Linked DNA regions of Homo sapiens: all the other regions are linked to region 3. A link is an interaction called in ENCODE POLR2A ChIA-PET data of the cell type or tissue named here. Cell type or tissue: IMR-90. All regions are shown on one strand.

What was found. Peaks named below come from ENCODE experiments on the same cell type or tissue, not always from the same donor. Only the 100,000 strongest peaks of a DNase experiment are listed, where the experiment ranks them.
Region 1: POLR2A ChIA-PET joins it to region 3 with 16 read pairs; 3 of 35 experiments call an interaction of 5 or more read pairs at or near these places.
Region 2: POLR2A ChIA-PET joins it to region 3 with 11 read pairs; 9 of 35 experiments call an interaction of 5 or more read pairs at or near these places.
Region 4: POLR2A ChIA-PET joins it to region 3 with 20 read pairs; 5 of 35 experiments call an interaction of 5 or more read pairs at or near these places.

What each region holds. Positions count from the first base shown.
Region 1 is chr2:47,220,068-47,222,567 of GRCh38, forward strand. All of the region lies in intron 3 of EPCAM-DT (EPCAM divergent transcript), which reads right to left. LOC105374588 (a long non-coding RNA gene) reads left to right here. Exons shown (of 2, transcript XR_940063.3): 2 at 1,017-1,290. Among named protein-coding and RNA genes, the nearest start is that of CALM2, 45 kb to the left of the region's middle. In IMR-90, no CTCF peak of the experiment used is centred here; a DNase peak (open chromatin) is centred at 1,174; H3K27ac peaks cover 495 bases.
Region 2 is chr2:47,293,802-47,296,301 of GRCh38, forward strand. All of the region lies in intron 3 of EPCAM-DT (EPCAM divergent transcript), which reads right to left. Among named protein-coding and RNA genes, the nearest start is that of BCYRN1, 40 kb to the right of the region's middle. In IMR-90, no CTCF peak of the experiment used is centred here; no DNase peak of the experiment used is centred here.
Region 3 is chr2:47,064,645-47,067,144 of GRCh38, forward strand. The region is part of intron 19 of TTC7A (tetratricopeptide repeat domain 7A); the gene reads left to right. Among named protein-coding and RNA genes, the nearest start is that of STPG4, 89 kb to the right of the region's middle. RefSeq lists an enhancer at 1,744-2,302. In IMR-90, no CTCF peak of the experiment used is centred here; a DNase peak (open chromatin) is centred at 1,467; H3K27ac peaks cover 1,825 bases.
Region 4 is chr2:47,135,956-47,138,455 of GRCh38, forward strand. The region is part of intron 3 of STPG4 (sperm-tail PG-rich repeat containing 4); the gene reads right to left. Among named protein-coding and RNA genes, the nearest start is that of STPG4, 18 kb to the right of the region's middle. In IMR-90, no CTCF peak of the experiment used is centred here; no DNase peak of the experiment used is centred here.

The DNA of each region.
Region 1 (2,500 bases), 160 kb after region 3:
TGAGGAGGTGGCCTGTGAGCCAGGATGGAGGAAAGGCATTCTAGGCAAGGAGCCTTGCGAAACAACTGCCCAGTAGCCCGGGATCCCTGCACACCTTTTCCTGGCAGTCTCCCAGCGCAGGGAGATGAGCTATAGTCAGAACGAGGACCCAAGCAAGCGAGGAATTAATCTCAGGTACTGACTGGTCCATGGAGGGCTGCAGTGGTCTCTCACCACCCCAAATCTCACCCTGGCCAGGGCCGAGATGTTTGCGGATCTAGGCTGCTCCCCACAGCAGTGCTGGAGGGGCTGTCCCATTGTCCCTGCATCCACACATCCTATCCCCAGATTAGTTAATGGAACTTAGTGGGCTGCCATTACGTTTTGCTTGGGTAAAATATCCAAATTGTTTAACCTCTCTGCACGTGTTTTCTCATCTACAAAATAAGGATGAGAGCTAGCTTGCAAGGCTCTGGGGTGGAGATGAAGATTCAGCAAAGAAGTTAAGTTTCATAAAGCTATCATGCTTGCTAGCAGGCATTCCATAGACAGTTAGTTTAAATTGCTGTTATTCATATTATATTGATTATTCTGCCCCAGCCTGTGAGCCACGTCAACTCTTAGAGGAACAGCAATAGAGCACAGGAATGGCACATAGAACATGGGCTCTGAGCACAAAAACGAGCTGTGTAACTCAAGTTATTTAAACTCTCTCTGCCTCATTTGCCTCATCTGCATACTGGGGTTACTAACAGACCCTACCTCATGGAGTTTGGGAGGATTAAATGAGTTCATCCGTATAAAGCTGTTAGTACGGCGTCTGGCACCTGGTAAGGGCCCAGATGTCCACTGCTGTAGTGTATTGCAGTAGATTGTTTCCAAAGGTGGCTGCAACAATTTGTCCCATTGAAATATGAAGAGACAGAGTCTGTTTCCTTCCCCTTGAATCTTGGCTGGCCCTATGACTTGTGGAAGAAGTGACGTTCTGGGACTTCTGGGCCATAAGAGTCCTTGCAGCTTCCATTTTTACCCTCTAGAAAGCCAGTTTCCACGTAAAGAAATCTAAGCAACTTGCTAGGGAGGCCACATGGAGACAGTGAAACCCCAGAGGATGAGAAACCACTTGAAAAAGAGCGAAGGCACCCAGTGGACAGCCAGCACCCGCCGCCGGATGTGAATGAGGCTGTCTTGCATTCCTAAGATGCTGCAGCTGACATGAGGTGAAGCAAAGATGAGTGTCCCAGCTGAGCCTGGCCAAGCTCCTGACTCACGGAATCCTGAAAAATAAATGGTTGTCATTTTATGTTGTTACATATTGGAGTGGTTTGTTAAACAGCAATAGGTTACTGAAATATATATGTACAAACATACATATACACACATATGAAATACATAAATACATAACATACACACATATACACATGACTTCACCCATTATGTGTTGATTTTCTAGTTTCATTCTCATAGACTAACCTATGGCATCTTGGCATCTCTTTAATATCCTACCTATATAATCAACCAGAGGGAGTTAAGTCAAAGGGTAAAATAATCCAGAAAAAGTGAAAAGTCATAGTCTCCACTCTTGGGACGCTTACGGTTAAAATGACTAAGGTACCATGAAACACAGATTTTAAAGCCCTCACATTTGCATAAAGTTTTGGACTTTCAAGGAACTATCAGAAATCATATTGATTTTCCTTCAAAGCATCTAAAAGCAAATAGTTAACACTTTGACGAATATTTTTTAAGTGCCAGGCACTAATCTAAGCGCTATACATGTAATGCATAGTGTGGCAAGTTGTACTTTCTGCAGATGGCTGCCATGATATTTCCCATCCTACATGCTCTTCCTGAACCATGATGTTGACACTCCACCCATCGAGTGGTGGGGTCTATGTTCCCTCTTTTTTAACCTGGGTTGGGCTTTGTGACTGCATTGGCCAACAGAATACATCAAAAGTGAAGCTATGTGACTTCCAAGGCTAGATCATAAACATGCCACACACTTCTGCCTAGCTTGCTTTTAGAAACTAGCCTCCATGCTGGGAGAAAGCACAAGTCGCATAGAAAGACCACATTGTAGATATTTTGGCTGACAGCCAGCATCCACCACCACACATGTGAGTGAGCAAGGCTTCGAGATGATTCTGGCTCTAGCCCCAGCCATTGTCTGACTGCCATGGCATGAGAAACGCTGAACAAGAACCACCTCCTCGGGTCCAGTCAATCCCCATTAAATGATTGTTGTTTTAAGCCACCAAATTTTGAGATGATTTTTTATACAGCAATAAATAACCAGGACACACGGTTACTTCAATGATTATTTGATTGCCTACATCCCCCTACCAAAGTGTAAGCTGAAAGAAAGTGGAAACTGAGTTTGTCTTATTTACAGCTGTGTCCCTAGGATCTAGTTCGAGTAGATTTCTGTTAAGATTTTGTTAAATGAGGCCGGGCATGGTGGCTCACATCTGTAATCTCAGCACTTTGGGAGGCCAAGGTGGGTGGACTGCCTGAGCTC
Region 2 (2,500 bases), 230 kb after region 3:
TGTATTCTTATTGCTCTGGCATTTGAGGCTTTGATCCTAAAGAGACTGCTCCTCCCAGGGCTTGCCAATGTTTAACATACAAATGTTTAATATACAAACCAATCAACCCAGAGCCCACACCCCAATCATCTCCTTTTTCAAACTCCCACACATCAGGCCAATATTCTCCCCACCCTAAATCACTCCAAAGCCAGGCACCAAACAACTAAGGAACACCCCCTATTGCCCAGAGCCCCCTGAAATTATTCAAACTATCCAGTCCTAAACTTTCTCAGTGTACCTACCCTGCCTGGCTCATTCCTTCCTGTGAAAACCCCAGTAAAGCCTCTGGGCCATGCTCCCCGCTTCTGCCTCCTGACCAGCGTGGGTGTGTCCCCTTGTCTCTCTGTGTGGCATGCCAACCGTCTCTAGGCGTCTGTGAGGGCAAACTTCTTTCTTCATGATAATCATTTCTCTGTCTGCATGTCTTACCATACCTGATTGAAACAAATTCTGAGTGCATTTTTAGAACAGACTGCTAATTATTAATATTAGCTTGGTACTGGCCAGGCACGGTGGCTCACGCCTGGAATCCCAACACTTTGAGAGGCCAAGGCAGGTGGATCACTTTAGATCAGGATTGAGTGTTACCTTGATTTGATTAAAGGTTGCAGTATTGATCCTGGCTGTGTCTGTGAGGGCGTTGCCAAAGGAGATTACCATTTGAGTCAGTGGGCTGGGGAAGGCAGGCCCACCCATAACCGGGTGGGTGCCATCTAATCAGCAGCCAGAGAATATAAAGCAGGCAGAAGAACGTGAAGAGAGGAGACAGGCTTAGCCTCGTAGCCTCCGTCTTTCTCCCATGCTGGATGCTTCCTGCCCTGGAACATCGGACTTCAAGCTCTTCAGTTTTGGGACTTGGACTGGTTCTCCTTGCTCCTCAGCTTGCAGACAGCCTATTGTGGGACCTTGTGATTGTGTAAGTTAATATTTAATAACATATATATATATTCTATTAATTCTGTCCCTCTAAGAGAACCCTAACAAATACAATGGTGAAACCCTGTCTGTACTAAAAATACAAAAACTAGTTGGGCGTGGTGGTAGGCACCTGTAATCCCAGCTGCTTGGGAGGCTGAGGCATTAGAATTGCTTGAACCCAGGAGGTGGAGGTTGCGGTGAGTCGAGATCGCACCACTGCACTCCAGCCTGGGGACAGAGCAAGACCGTGTCTCAAAAAAAAAATACTTTTTTGTATATATTATGTATATGTATATATTATCTTGATACCTATTGCATTTCCTTTCCTTCTCTTGAGATCCCTATAATGAGTAAAAGTGACAGATTCCTACAGTCTGTGGAAGGGGATCAGAATATGCCACCCCAAAATATACTAGTTTGGCATTAGGATTATTTTCAGCTGAAGGCAATTAAGAAATAGCAGGCTCAGGAGAAACTCTCTGCCCTCCCCCTTTCTTCTGAAAGCAGAGCATAGAGTTCCCTTTTGTAAAAGTAACATAAATTCCCGTTTGTAAAAGTGTCTCCCTCTCCCATACCAGGAAGAGAAGACTATTAATCACCTGACGTGACTCTTCTCACTTCAGTCTGCACCCAACTTGAGTCTGCATAACAAACCTTACTAAAAAATTCTTCTCTACAATTAGTTCCCCCATATATTTACCTTCCCAAAATTTGTTTCCACTGGGAACCCAAGCCCCTTTTCCTTTGTGTAGTTACTTCTCCACAATTTATTGCCCTTTATTAAAACAACATTTAGGCCCTGGGTCCAACCACTTGTTTGGGTTTTCACTTGTTTTCTGTGTAATTCTTGCACATAAAATTAAAAACATTCAGTAAGTTTGCAAGCCTTTTTTTCTCCTGTTAATCTCTCTTTTGTCAGTTTAATCCATAGGCTTCAGGCACAGAACATAAAAGAATAGAGAAAAAGTTTTGCCTCACCTACACTATTAACCAAGCTTCTCCACAAAGAAGGCAACCACAAGTATGCAGGGCTACAGTTGCAAGCAGATCCCCCTAAGCGGCCAGTTACTTTTCCTCTGTGGGGAGGGCAAAGGCTTTTCTTATTTACATCTGCACAAACAAGAACCATAGCTTCAGTGTGCCTTCAGGAAAACTCAAAAGAAAACCAACCAAACAAAAATAAATATCTGCAGGTATATGACTCTGAGAGTATAAAACTGGACAGAGGCTGTGGGTCACTACTTTCTCCCTACCCACTCCAAAGATGTTTCAAGGTTCCATCCCATAGAATTCCTTAAACAAAGAAATAACCGTAGAAACCTGCAAGCCCAGATCTCTCCATCACCCTTTGAGGCTTTCACAGACTTTCCAGCACAAACAGTGGAAGACCAGCTCCTTTCCCAGGCTTCTAGCCTTTAAACTGGAAGACAGTCAAACTCCAATTGTCTACCAGGCCTTTTTTTTCTGGACAACACCTCTGGCACCCAGACCAGGCCTTTCAGACTCTTCTGAAAGACAATAACTAGGTTCTAGCAGTTTC
Region 3 (2,500 bases):
AGAAGAGGTACCTGAGGAAACCAGGGAGTCCCAACAGTGACTGGTGGAATGGTTGGGTCATTGAGAGCCCTCCCAGGAAGGGGGTTCCTTTGAAGTCACCTGACCTTCATGGTGGGAGGGTCATTGGTTGGTCATGAAGCTGAGATTAGAGCACCTCAGGGAATGACTGGCTTGACTTGGTTTCCCAGTGTAAGGAAGGAAAAAACAATTTTCCCTCTACCTTTCTGAGTTCTTAGCTGGGACCTTGGTAACAGGAGACAGATTAACAAGGAAAAACAAACAGAACTTTATTAACATGTATAAAATGTATTCATGGGAGATACTCAGGGAAAACGAGAAAAGCTTAAAGAAGTAGCTTAGAGGCCCAGCTCAGTGGCTCACGCCTGTAATCCCAGCAGTTTGGGAGGCCGAGGCGGGCGGATCACGAGGTCAGGAGATCGAGACCATCCTGGCTAACACGGTGAAACCCCATCTCTACTAAAAATACAAAAAATTAGCCGGGCGTGGTGGTGGGCGCCTGTAGTCCCAGCTACTCGGGAATCTGAGGCAGGAGAATGGCGTGAACCTGGGAGGCGGAGCTTGCAATGAGCCAAGATCACGCCACTGCACTCCAGCCTGGGTGACAGAGCGAGACTCCGTCTCAAAAAGGAAAAAAATGAGGTAGCTTAGAACTGTGGCTTACATAGCATTTTCAACCAAGAGCATACAATTTAAAAGAAGCAATGAGACAAAGAAAAAGGACTTGGAGTCTCTGGGGATGGCAAATTGTGGGAAGACAAATCAATGGGAAACTAATGGTAGACAAAGGCCAGTTAGCAGCGCTTGTTATGTAGATTCCTTTGTGCCATCTCCAGGCTGATAAGGTTCTAACGTTGTCTTCTGTGATCAACCTTTGTCCTTCCTGGTTGAGAGGGGAGGAGGAACACCCTTATAAATTTATATCCTGCTTTTAGGCAAATAGGGGGAGGGCAGAGAGCTTTTCTTTTCTCTGCTTCTTCTCAGTTGCCTTCAGCTCAAAACAGTCCTTACGCCCAAGTGACATATTTGGGGGTGGCATGTTCTGCTATCCTTCAGCAGCCCCTGAAGAAGGTCCTAGCCCTGGCCACAGAGCCACCCACTCTCCCTGCCCTCAGCTTGGCTAAGGAGAGTGTGGACACTTTGGTGCAGCTTGTCTGCACTGCAAGAGACAACTTGACACCCTCAAGCATGAGTGGACAAGCGAGGTGTCTGGGTGGCACTCTGCCCTCTTCTCCCAGGGGCAGACTCTGGAGAGGAGGAGTTTCCTGGTCCCTCCCCTTCCCCAGCCCCTCCCCTCCTCATGCTTTCTTCTTGGTGAGGGAGCTCCAGGCTCTCCAGAACCTCTCCCTGTCAGGCACCCCAGCAGTAGTGGGGAGATGGCTCTGCATGAGCTTTGGCTAATTTGGTAATTCCTGGGATGCAGTTACTGAAGCATTCCTGGCATGTGACCCAGCTTCTTCTCTCCCCAAATGCCCCTGGAAAGACAGGAAGACAGTGTTGTTATCTGCATTCCTCTTGATGACAGAGTGACGATGAATGATTTCCCTTTATTGGTTCCCTCTTGCTGCCAGTGTGGAGCAGGCCGCCTCATTCTTTAAGTGGGTTTGCAGGATCAAGAGCGTGGGTATGGCCTCAGAGCCTCTCATCCCTCACCCCAGGCTGTGGCATGAGGGGGCACATCTTAAATCCCCAGAAGCTCCCTACTGCCACCCCTGGTACCTCCCAAGGCGGGACCTGAGTCACTGAGGGCCAGAGCTCTGCCCATCCAAGCCCAGAGCCTTTTTAGGTGCTCTGGGACTCTAACAAGAAGGCTCTGGTCTCTAAGGCCAAAAGGATGAACTCTCTGGCCACACAGAGCTTCACCCATCACCCCCTCCGCCTGCTGGCTGGCCCTCTCCCCCATCATGGAGGGTTGGACCAGATATGAGAGGTGACAAACCTAAGACAAGCAGCCCTGCGTTATGGGGGCGCTTGAGGGTTACTTTCCTCACTGGGTGTCTCAGTCCATTTTGTGTTGCTGTAACAGAATATCTGAGGCTGGGTAATTTATTATTATATTTTGTTTTTATTTTTTGTAGAGACAAGGTCTCACTATGTTGCCCAGGTTAGTCTTGAACTCCTGGGCTCAAGGAATCCTTCCGCCTCAGCCTCCAAAAGTGCTGGGATTACAGGCATGAGCCACCATGTGTGGCCTTTTTAAAAAATATATTTTTTATAGTAATTTACAATAAGCAGAAACTTTTTATTTGGCTCACAGTTCTGGAGGCTGAGAAGTCAAAGATCGAGGGGCACATCTGGCGAGGGCCTTCTTGCTGCCTCATCCCATGGCGGAAGGTGGAGGGGCAAGAGAGTGTGAGAGAAGGGGAAGCCGAACTCATCCTTTTACCAGGAACCCCCTCCCAAGATAACAGCATCAATCCATTCAGGAGGGCAAAGCCCGCCTGACCTCATCACCTCTTAAAGGTCTCACACTTCAATTCTG
Region 4 (2,500 bases), 71 kb after region 3:
TTGGCTATTCTAGGTTTTTGCCTTTCCATATATACTTTAGACTGTTTGTTGATAGCCACAAAATAACATTCTCTAATTATTATTGGGATTGCATGGAATTTAAAGATCAAATTGGGAAGAACTGACATCTTGACAATATTGATCTTCCTATCCACGGGAAATCTCTTCATTTATTGAGTTCTTCTTTGATTTCTTTCTTTTTTTTTTGAGACAGAGTTTCACTCTTGTTGCCCAGGCTGGAGGGAAATGGCGCAATCTCAGCTCACTGCAACCTCTGCCTCCCAGGTTCAAGCGATTGTCCTGCCTCAGCTTCCCGAGTAGCTGGGGTTATGGGCGCCTGCCACCATGCCCAGCTAATTTTTTGTATTTTTCAGTAGAGACGGGGTTTCACTATGTTGGCCAGGCTGGTCTCAAACTCCTGACCTCAGGTGATGCACCCGCTTTGGCCTCCCAAAGTGCTGGGATTACAGGCATGAGCCACCACGCCCAGCCAAGTTCTTCTTTGATTTCTTTCATCAGTTTGTTGTTTTCCTCATTTAGATCGTGTACATATTTTGTTAGATTTATACCTAAGTATGTCATCTTTCGGCGTCCTAATGTGAAGTCATTATATATGTGTGTGTTCTTGACCTTACCAGTAATATTTTATTTTATAATGCAAATAATCCTTCTATCATCATGAGTTTTGACACACGTAGTTTGAGAAGGAAGAGAAGTAAATTCATTTCATCTAATCTTACAATTTCTAGCCAAATGTTTGGTCAATGGAAGAGAGAGAAAGGCATGCTTTTTGAAAGCATGTGTTTTAAAATTCAAATTCCACTTTTTCATTGCTGGTATATATACCAGTATATAGAAAAGTAATCGACTTTTGTATATTAACCTTTATCCTGCAAACTTGCTATAATTTGTTACTAGTTTCAGGAATTTTTGTTGATTCTTTTGGATTTTCTACATAGGCAATCATGTTATCTGTGAACAAGGCAGTTCTTTTTCTTCCTTCCCAATCAGTATACCTTTTATTTCCTTTTGTTGTCTTGTTCCATTAGCTGTAACTTCCACTACAATGTTGAAAAGGAATGGTGAGAGAGGACATCCTTGCCTTTTTCCTGATCTTAGTGGGAAAGCTTCTAGTTTCTCACCATTAAGTATGATGCTAGCTGTAGGTTTTTTGTAGATACTCTTTATCAAATTGAGGAAGTTCCTATTTCTAGTTTACTGAGAATTATTTTCATAAATGGATGTTGAATTTTCTCAAATGCTTTTTCTGCATCTATTGACATGATTATGTGACTTTTCTTTTTTAGCTGTTGATGTGATAGATTATTTGATTTTTAAAATATTGAGCCAGCATTGCATACCTGGGATAAATCTCACTTGGTTGCGATGTATAATTTTTTAATACATTGTTAGACTTAATTTGCTATCATTTTGTTGAGGATTTTTACAACTATGTTCATGAGACATATTGGTCTGTAGTTTTCGTTTTTTGTAATGTCTTTGTCTGGTTTTGGTATTATGATGACACTGGCCTAATAGAATGAGTTAGGAGGTGTGTCCCCTGCCCTCTATCTTCTGAAAGGGATTAGTAAAGAATTGGCATAATTCCTTCCTTAAATATTTGATAGAATTCACCTGTGAACGCATCTGGGCCTAGCAATGTCTATTTTGAAAAGTTATAATCACTGATTCAATTTAATAGATATAGGCCTATTCAGACTCTATTTCTTTTCATGTCAGTTGTGGAAAATTCTGTCTTTCAAGTAATTGGTTCATTTTATCTAGGTAATCAAATTTGTGGAAATAGGGTTATTCAGAATATTCCTTTACTGTCCTTTTTAATGTCAATAGGATCTGTAGTGATGTCTCCTCTTTTGTGTCTAATATTAGTCATTTGTGTTTTCTCTCTTTTTTCTTAGTTAGCCTAGATAGATGCTTATCAATTTTATTATCTTTTCAAAGAATCAGCTCTGAGTTCCTTGATTTTCTCTATTGATTTTCTGTTTTCAATTTCATTGACTTCTGCTCTAATTTTTATTATTTCTTTTCTTTCACTTACTTTGGATTTAATTTACTCTTCTTTTTCTGGTTTCCTAAGGTGCAGACTTACATGATTAATTTTTGGTTTTTCTTCTTTTCTAATACATGCATTCAATACTATAAATTTCCCTCTAAGCATTGCTTTTGCTACATCCCACAAATTTTGTTAAATTTTGTTTTCACTTCCACTTAGTTCAAAGTATTTTAACATTTCTCTTCAGACATTTTTCTAACAACACAGATCCATGTGTTATTTAGAAGTGTGTTGTTTAATCTCCACATATTTTGGGGTTTTCTAGTTATCTTTGTGTTATTGATTTGTAGTTTAATTCAGTTTAATTCCATTGTGGTCTGAGAGCAGACATTGTATAATTTCTATTCCTTTAAATTTGTTAAGGTTTTTTTTTTTTTTTGGAGATGGAGTCTTACTCTGTCACCCAGGCTATAGTGCAGTGGTGTG